2 separate regions of the Homo sapiens genome follow, and region 1 is linked to region 2. A link is a contact called in ENCODE Hi-C or POLR2A ChIA-PET data. All regions are on one chromosome and are shown on one strand. The core of a region is the stretch at or near the end of the contact, and the rest is flanking DNA. Distances in the headings are between cores, read along the strand shown. Region 1 overlaps TIAM2 (TIAM Rac1 associated GEF 2). Region 2 has its middle 44 kb from the start of TIAM2.

Region 1 (4,717 bases), core at 2,192-4,691, 300 kb before region 2:
ATTTTTGCCTTACCAATTTCTTTTTCAGTTTGCAGTTTTCTTTATAAACCAGTATGACGGCTCTCTTAAAAACTAAAGAAAGGAAAAGAGAAAGAAAGTCTTTATTTTATGCAAACTCTTCCAAGGTTAAACTAGAGCTGAACGTCTTAACAGAGTAACACTCTCCAAACGTATGAGTCTCTAAGACCTCACTCTGCCAACATGAGTGAATAAATGGTACTTCCCTTTCGCTCATATTTGAACTATGCAGAAGCACCTGCTTATTTAAAAGCTACTATTAGAAGTTGATCTTGGCTTTTTTAAACTCTTTGTTTTATTGAAAGCTGAGGACACTGTGTTCATCTCAGTGACAATATACTGTCACTTGTTCTCCCAACTCTCAGAATTAAAACATTTGAAATACAGCAGACTATTAAGATAGCAGGTTTCTGGCCAGGCACGGTGGCTAATGCCTGTAATCCCAGCACTCCAGGAGGCTGAGGCAGGTGGATCACCTGAGGTCAGGAGTTCGAGACCAGTCTGGCCAGCATGGTGAAACCCCATCTCTACTAAAAATACAAAAATCAGCCGGGCGTGGTGGCGAGCACCTGTAATCCCAGCTACTCAGGAGGCTTAGGCAGGGGAATAGCTTGAACCTGGGAGGTGGAGGTTGCAGTGAGCAGAGATCACACCATTGCACTCCAGCCTGGGCAACAAGAGCAAAACCTCGTCTCAGAAAAAGAAAAAGAAAAAGATAGCAGGTTTCAAAATAGCCGCAGGGATCTGTTCCTGTAACACTTGGCCTGAGCCAAGCAGCAGAAGGGAGAACAAGATAATGAGGATGCAGAGCGATGCCGGAGTTTCAAATAGTTGGGGGCTGGCCCTGTTAAGTCCCCAACCATTATAGCAATTCTGACTCCTGGAGCTCAGGAGTGAGCTGGACTGGTGCGGCTAGTGAAGTTCTTCCGTAATCCCAGCCTCTGTTCAGTCTGCATTCTTCTGAATGGAATACTAACCAAATACTGTGAGCTCAAGGTCCTTTCTAGCTTTTCCTAGAGACAGAAATGGATTCAACCAGGAAACCGTAGAGTGCATCAGAAGCTCTCCCATCGAAAGTTCTGTTACCTAGATTGTAAAAACAGGAGGTAAGGAAGATACGGAAATCCCAGGCTAGATGATCTCTTGTTAGATAGTGATGTACACACAGTCATTGCTAAAATGCAAGCACAGCTGGTTTAATTTTTATGATACCTGTAAACATGGGGCCTTAAACGGTGGAGCTTTTGAAAATATGAGTTAAGCACCCAAGTGTCTGATGAATAACATAAAGGTGAAGGCATTTTGCTCCAGTGCACGCACATGTAGGTGAGACATGCCTTGTGACCAACTCAGTTTCCATAAGATGAACTCTACCAGTGTCCGTGGTTCTTCCAGAGTGCCTTTTGTAAGCTTTCCCCTGGGATCTAGTACATCCATCACCTCTGAGCTCCATTCGGGCTGCTGATAAAAGAGCACCAGCATTGAAACTGGCCAGAGTGAAGGACTGATCTCCAGTCCTTTCCTGTTCCTGCCATTTTCTCCCTAAACTATGCTACTTCCTGCATGCTGGCTTGAGAAGCACAAGATTCTAAATTAAGCAATCAGATAAAAAGGAAAAATACAGAAAATGTCAAATCCTGCTTGGACTAGTTTTATAAGTAAGCAGGTAACCACCAATATTTGATGTTAAAAAAAAAAAAAAAAAAAGGCAAAATCAAAAAGGAAAAGCCCCAGACTCCACATGCCAGTTCCCATGTCCTTTCTCCACCCCACCCTCTGCCAGCTCTCACCCTCCATGGATGTTCCAGACAATGTGAACGTGACATAAGGTTATATTTTAAACCAGTGTAATGAATTTTATGATATGTCTATATGTAAATTGTGTAGTTCATTAGACACATTGTTATCAAGAAAAATCTTAGGCATTTTCTCCTCCAGGAAAGTCCTAACAGGGCAGCCTATCTAGAAGGTCACCTACAGACCCCACACCACATGCACTAGGCTCCCAGGGTGCAGATGTCTCACGGACCTCCTTCTCTGTTCCGCTCTGCTCAGCTACTAGCTGGTCAAACACGGTCCCATAATCCTCATAGATCTTCTGCATCTCATTGATGTGGCTCGCTACTTTCTCCATTGCCTTTAGTGCTTCTGCAAGATATGAAATCATATTTATTTCATAACTGTTATTTGTTTTAGATTCTATCCAACAGTAATAATGAATGGAGTCAAGATTCAACTCAGGATTCCAGACCAGTACCCACTAGCAGGAGCATTACATTCAGAATAAGTCACAACAGCCCACTGTAGCCCAGCCCTTAGAATGAAGAACAGCAAAATTATCTCCTACTTCAAATTCTTTTTGAAATGAGACAGAGTATCAGTGAAAAGTATCACTAATAACAACAACTGACATTTCTGGAGCACTTTCTACTTAGCAAGGATCACGACAGGTGATTTCTGTGAATCATCTCATTTAGTGCCCGCAATAACTCAAAGACTAAACCATCCCATTTTACAGATGAGAAAAGTGAGTGCAGGATATTCTGCCAGAGTTCCAGAGAGGAAAACACAAGAATGGAGCCAGGCTTCAAACCCAAGCCTGACTGGGCTTAGGGCACCAGCTCTCGAGTTTGGCTTGCCCTTCTGGGAACCCGGATCTAGGTTTAAATGGAACTTAAAAACACCCCAGTACATGACTGACTGACAGAACAATTGTTTGCATTTATATATGGTATATGTTCATAACTTTCCGCGAGGGAATATGAGAGATACATTATTTTATAAAAGCCAAAAAGCAAAATTTTAGGTCACTTCTAAATTCAGTATTCTTTATACTTTTTTTTCTCCCAATTCAGCATTTTAATTCTAACTGGAGGGAAGTTTGGAAGGAAGTTTTTTAAATCAAACCCTTCTAAAGATCATCTTAATACAAAATGAAGTTTTTACATAGTATGAATGCTGAACATAATTTGTATTATTTACTTATAGAAGTTAACTGTCATACAAAAATGCTTTCCTCTTGTTGATTTTGATACCAAAGTATGCTTGTCATGGAAAAAAAGCCAGTTTAATTTACGCTCTTCTCAGTATTTATTATTCAGTAATACTAAAGTGTTAATAAGCCTCTCTCTCCCCATAAATTTTATCACCTATGGTTTAATTGGACCTCCTAGTTTCAACATATGAACAAATCACTATCTCCAACCCAAATAAAGCCCCTCTTTAAGGATCCTCTATTTACTATCAAACTGCAAGGCTTTGTGTTTTTGATAAATTGTGTCTCAGGCCAGTAATTTCAGAGGTTCAAACAGTAACACACCAGTAGCGACTTGAAAGCATAACCCATCATTGGGAGTTTGGTTTTGAAGCCGAGCTCTGCTCAGAGATCTCCACAAGGTGGAGCCTCACCCAACAAATCTGACCAGCAGCTCGGGCAGCGAACCCCACAAAACTTAACCAAGTGGTAGGAAAATAGGCCTGATTTTCAGTTCCAGCGGCACTGTTTCACAGCCACGTGACCTGAGGTAATTTACTTATTTTGAGAGTGAAGACAGAATCATCCCTGCATAGGAGGAGTATGGCGCTACCCGGATGAGATCATTTCTACCCAAGTATTTTGTAAGCTCTAAAGGAGTGCCCAGACGCCTAGCTAGTTTCACATATTCACGTGAAACCTAAGATTAACCATCGCAGAACTGAAAAGTGACTTAGGACGTGCCACTAGGCGGGGAAGAGGTGAGCTGTCAGGCCCAGGGCACGGCTGGCAGCCCCTCGCCGCCCTGTGCAGGCCCTCGCCCGGAGGTGCCGCCGCCGCCTCACCCGTCAGGTGGTAGTGCTCCTCGCTCTCCTGGTCCGTCAGGGACACCAGCTCCTTGAGCAGCAGCGGGTACTTGAGCACTCTCTGAACCGGCTTGATGAGGTAGGACTCCAGCGTGGAGGAATGCTGCTTGGTGGGGTTCCGGGCGTCCAGAAAAGCCTTGAAGGCTTTGTCAGTTTTAGCTACAAGCAGATGGATAAAAGACCTCAGAAGAGCACAGTGGGGTGAATTAAATTCTTCATTTCTCTTTTAACATTTATAGATCATCTATTTCTATAGTCCTCCTAATGCCATTCTTTAATGAAAACCCCAACACATCAGTGGGTCAGGCACCCAGCTGTCAGCGTGGGATTCCGCCTCACAGCCCTGACAGAGCCCTGGAGTGCTGGGAGCTTCCGAGGATGGAATGCAGGCTGCGCCCCAAAGACTAACACTGACTCAAAATGCAGGAATGTCTGACTTTAAAGACACATTTCATGCATACCCATGAGAAATATTGTTATAGGTGGCCTAAAAAGTGAGTTTCAAACAATTCATTAAAAGCCATGAAGCGTGGCCAGGTGCGGTGGCTCACGCCCGTAATCCCAGCACTTTGGGAGGCTGAGGCGGGCAGATCACCTGAGGTCACGAGTTCGAGACCAGCCTGGCCAACATGGTGAAACCCGTCTCTACTAAAAATACAAAAATTCGCCGGGCGTGGTGGTGGGCGCCTCTAATCCCAGCTACTCAGGAGGCTGAGGGAGGAGAATCACCTGAACTCCTGAGGTGGAGGGTGCAGTGAGCCAAGATCGCGCCACTGCACTCCAGCCTAGGCAACAAAGTGAGACTCCATCTCAAAAAAAACAACATCAAAAAAGCCATTAAGCAATGTTATCCAGACCC
Region 2 (4,881 bases), core at 1,026-3,525:
CATGGTGGTGTGTGCCTGTAATCCCAGCTACTCGGGTGGCTGAGGCAAGAGAATCGCTTGAACCTGGGAGGCAGATTGCAGTGAGCTGAGATCGCACCACTGCACTCCAACCTGGGTGACAAAGTGAGACTCCATCTCAAAAAAAAAGAAAAAAGAAAAAAGAAAATAAATCAAACTGTTTTGAGAAAAGTAGTTTTATTATTTTACTAAAAAATTTGTTTTGAATAATTTGGTACATTGTCACAAGAATTCATTGGCTGTGTTGTGAACAAAATGGCTTAAGAAACACAGCTATGTTTCATGTTGATAGGATGTCACAAGCCACATGTATGATATGTCTGACCTAATGGTACTCTTCTCTGTGCTCCCGTGTCACATGACCTGCCTGTGACAATGCCACTTACATCGTCATTAGAGTTCCTGTGCCTAGCTACATGCCCCACCTCCAGCTTCCACCTCACTGAAAAGGTCTTGAAGGAGAAGACCAGGCTTCCTCCTCCTTGATTCCCCTAGAACCTGGGCCAGTGCCTTGAAGAGCTGTTCCATGAATGTCTGGGGAGGGTGTGGGAAATATGGTTGGACATGGGTAGGTTGGTGCCAGGTTACATGGGGATTTAGAACCTGGACTTGACCCATCCTGGGCCAGAAGGAGCCACTTAAGGTTTTTGAGCAGAGGGTGATGTGGTGGGTGTGGTGGCTCATGCCTGTAATCCCAGCACTTTGGGAGGCTGAGGTGGGTGGATCACGAGGTCAGGAGTTCAAGACCAGCCTGGCCAATATGGTGAAACCCCATCTCCACTAAAAGATACAAAAATGAGCCGGGCGTGGTGGCACAAGCCTGTAGTCCCAGGCTGAGGCAGGAGAATCCCTTAAACCTAGGAGGCGGAGGTTGCAGTGAGCCGAGATCGCACCACTGCACTCCAGCCTGGGTGACAGAGTGAGACTTGGTCTCAAAAAAAAGGAAAAGAAAAGAAAACAAATTGTGTTGAAGTCCAGAAATGGGGCACTGGAGCGGGAGCCCAGAGCAGAAGCTATTGCCAGAGGTCACAAGGACAGAGACTAGAGGCAAATCTAAAGGATTTTCAAGGAAAAGCAGAACTTGGTGTCCCTTTCCAGGGGAAGAAGGATATGGAAGGGTCAAAGTTGGCTCTAGAGGTTGGAGGGCTGAAAGAGGTGCCCTCCTAACAGATACTAGGGTGAGGATTTGGGGCAGGACAGAAGGTGGGGGAGACAAGTTCACCGTTGGTCATGTTCAGTCTGAATAGATCCCCCAGGGTGCAATGTCCAGGCAGTAATTATAACTCAGAAGAGGAGTCAGGGCTGAAGATTCAAATCAGCAAGTCACCCTGGCTTGCAGTGACTTCTCTGAAAAGAGAAAATGCTTCACCAGAAGAACAGGGGAGAGCTCTTAGGTATGTCCCCAAAATCTGCTTGCTAGGATGGGATGAGTCACCCGGAAGGACCTGCCCAGGTGCTAAGGAAACTGGAAAGGGCTAGGTCAGGTGAGCCTGAGGGAACAGTTTCCTGAACGGGGGTGGAAGAGGAGGTCCACGGTGACAACTTTGGAAGGAAGGAAAAGGAGAAGGACCACGGAAAGACAAGGCGGTGTTTTTAAGGAAGTCATTCATGCATGGATGGTAGACAAGACGGCAGCAGAGCAGCTGGGGCAGATGCCAAACCACAGAGCACAGACAAAGAAGAAAGAAAATGTGAAAGAGCAGGAAGCAGTGGCTGCAGGTGACACTTCTGAGGAGGCCGTTTGGAAGCTACAGGAAGCAGTGGCTGGAGGTGACACTTCTGAGGAGGCCGTTTGGAAGCTACAGGAAGCAGTGGCTGGAGGTGACACTTCTGAGGAGGCCGTTTGGAAGCTACAGGAAGCAGTGGCTGGAGGTGACACTTCTGAGGAGGCTGTTTGGAAGCTACAGGAAGCAGTGGCTGGAGATGACACTTCTGAGGAGGTGGTTTGGAAGCTACAGGAAGCAGTGGGATAAAGGAGGGGGTGATCTTCATCCTGAGCATGCTTGCCAAACACACTCATGCCCATTGCACACGCTGAGATGTGCACCCAGCTCTCTTCTCCAGAGAGGTCCACATGGCACACATGTGAATGGCCCAAACTTCTGGACGTGTGGTCCTCTGTGCCCAAAGCCTCCGGGGTACCTAGGGAAACACGCTGGCTGCCTTATGAGCACGTGAAAGAAGCCCAGGTGCCAGACCTGAGCACTGAGCAGTTCTTGGCACTCATGCTGCTCATGGGGATTGTGTACAGAGAGCAGACTGGGCTGGAGGACCAGCAGGTGCACACAGAGGCCACCTCAAAGGGACATGGCAGCAGTACTGTGGGTCCCTTGCTCTCCCTATGAGTGAATGCAGCTTTGGGCAGCGTGACTGAGTCCACCCAAATCTAAGCACATCTGGTGAGATTGCTGGGGAGCCAGTCACGGAACACAGACTCTGACGTCTCCTGAGTCGGCAGAGATTCAGGCTCAGAAGCTCCATCCTCAGCACCCCCTTCACACTCTGGAGGAAGCTGGAGGAATCTTCTCCTACTGCTATCTTCACGTGGCATGGATACTGTAGAGGAGTAGGAATGGGGGTCCATGAAGGAATCTATTCTATCGCCAGAGCTTTGGAAGCCTTCAAATGGCCTACGAGCCTAGAGGCATCTGGAATCAAAGCAGTAATGACACCTTCCTGCCTTGGTGATTCTATTTAATGAAGAATAACTATAAAGAGAGCAAGATGGCCAAACAGAACCCTCCAGCTATCATCCCACCCTGTCCCCTCCAACCTCACCCCTCAAGAACACCAAATTGAACTATTATCCACAGAAGACAGCACCTTCAAAAGAACCAGAAAATAAGGTGAGCAATCACAGTACCTGGTTTTAACATCATATCAAGGAAGAGGCACTGAAGAGGGTGGGAAAGACAGCCTTGAATTGCTCACACTACCCTTCGCCCTTCCCCTAGGAGCGCAGCATGATGCAGAGAATCTGTGTCTTTGGAAGAGGGAGAGGGAAGTCATTATGGAGCTTTGCATTGCAACTCAGTGCTGCCCTGATACAGTGGAAAGCAACACAGGGCAGAATTAGGCTGGTGCCCATGGAGGGAGCATTTAGACCAGTCCTAGCTGGAGGAGAAGGGTTCGTCTTGGTAGTCAGAACCGGAGTTCTAGCAAGCCCTGCCACTGCAGGCTCAAGTGCTCTGGGGTACTAAATAAACTTGAAAGACAGTTTAGGCCACAAGGACCACAATTCCTGGGCAAGTCGCAGTACTGGGCCGACCTTGGAGCCAGTAGGCTTGGTGTGCATGCAACCCAGTGAAACACTAGCTGACATGGCCAAGGCCTGTCCCCCAACCCCAGGCAGCACAGCTCGCAATTCCAAGAGGAGAGGAAAGAGTAAAGAGGACTTAAAGAGGACTTTATCTTGCAACTTGAACACCAGCTTAGCCACAGTAAAATAAAGCACTAAAGTCCTGAAGCCCCCATTCGAGGCCATAGCTCCTGGGTGACATTTCTAGACCCACCCTGGGCCAGAAGGGAACCCACTGCCCTGAAGCAAAAGACAGTCCCAGAAGAATTCACCACCAGCCAACTAAAAAGCTCTTGGGCATTGAATAAATATCAGGTCACCACAGGCCTTGGGTGAGACCCAGTATTGTGCTGGCTTCAGGTGTGACCCAACACACTCTCAGCAGTGATGGCGATGTAAGTGCTTGTGCCACCCATCCCCCAAATCTAGACAGCTCAGCATGGAGAAAGTGATTCCATTTGTTTGGTGGAAAGTAAGAGAAGGGTACGAGAGACTCTGCCTGGTAATCCAGGGAATTCTCTTGGATCTTATCCAAGATCACCAAGGCAGTACCTCTACGGGTCTGCAAAAGTTACACCGTTACTGGGCTTGGGTTGCCTTGTAATGCACATATGACTGCAATGACCAAAGACTTAGATCACAACACTCAATTCCCTTTGAATATTTGGAAAGTTTTCTCAAGAAGCACGGGTACAAGGAAGTCCAAATTGTGAAGATTAGAATAAATACCTAAATCTTTAATATCTAGACATCAACAAACATCCACAAGTATCAGGACCATCCAGAAAAACATGACCTCACCAAATAACTAAATAAGACACCAGTGACCAATTCCAGAATGATAGAGATCTATGGCCTTTCAGACAGAGGATTCAAAATAGCTGTTTTGAGGAAACAGCAAAATCCAAGATAACACAGAGAAGGAATTCAGAATCCTATCAGATGAATTTAACAAAGAGATTGAAATAATTACAAAGAATCAAGCAGGAATTCTGGAGCTAAAATAAAAATTCAATGGACAAACTGAAGAATGCATCAGGCTCTCAACAGCAGAACTGATCAAGCAGAAGAAAGAATTAGTGAGCTTGAAAACGGACTATTTGAAAATACACAGAGGAGTCAAAAGAAAAAAGAATAAAAAATAATGGAGCACATCTACAGGATCTAGAAAATAGCCTCAAATGGGCAAATCAAAGACTTATTGGCCTTAAAGAGGAGGTAGAAGAGATAGAGAGACTGGGGTGGAAAGTTTACTTAGCAGGGTGTGGTGGCTCATGCCTGTAATCCCAGCACTTTGAGAGGACGAGGTGGGTAGATCACCTGAGGTTAGGAGTTCAAGACCAGTCTGATCAACATGGTGAAACCTCATCTCTACAAAAATACAAAAATTAGCCAGGCAAGATGGCGTGTGCCTGTAATCCCAGATACTCAGGAGGCTGAGGTGGGAGAATGACTTGAACCCGGGAGGTGGAGGTTGCAGTGAGCCAAGATGGCGCCATTGCACTCCAGCCTGGGTGACAGAGTGAGACTCAGTCTCAAAAAAAAAAAAAAAAAAAAAAAAAAAA

Evidence for each region. A loop is a pair of places that touch in the nucleus more often than their neighbours do. ChIA-PET counts read pairs that join two places held with the same protein, here RNA polymerase II (POLR2A). Pooled maps may share reads with other maps.
Region 1: a loop to region 2 is called in a pooled map, with 2.5 times the contacts of the local background. The contact joins two enhancer-like sites. A Hi-C loop is called at or near these places in 2 of 50 pooled maps. POLR2A ChIA-PET finds 5 or more read pairs at or near these places in 2 of 52 experiments (CD4-positive, alpha-beta T cell and WTC11).

What each region holds. Positions count from the first base shown.
Region 1 is chr6:155,247,300-155,252,016 of GRCh38, reverse strand. TIAM2 (TIAM Rac1 associated GEF 2) reads right to left here. Exons shown (of 27, transcript NM_012454.4): 20 at 3,838-4,017; 21 at 2,048-2,166; 22 at 996-1,104; 23 at 14-72. It also overlaps a transcript of TFB1M not described here. Among named protein-coding and RNA genes, the nearest start is that of CLDN20, 14 kb to the left of the region's middle. RefSeq lists an enhancer at 3,987-4,682. Within about 2 kb of position 3,441, at least 10 of the 41 ENCODE cell types and tissues checked have a DNase peak (open chromatin) inside an H3K27ac peak, as active enhancers do.
Region 2 is chr6:154,948,590-154,953,470 of GRCh38, reverse strand. No RefSeq gene overlaps it. Among named protein-coding and RNA genes, the nearest start is that of TIAM2, 44 kb to the left of the region's middle. RefSeq lists an enhancer at 1,611-2,111. Within about 2 kb of position 2,275, at least 4 of the 41 ENCODE cell types and tissues checked have a DNase peak (open chromatin) inside an H3K27ac peak, as active enhancers do.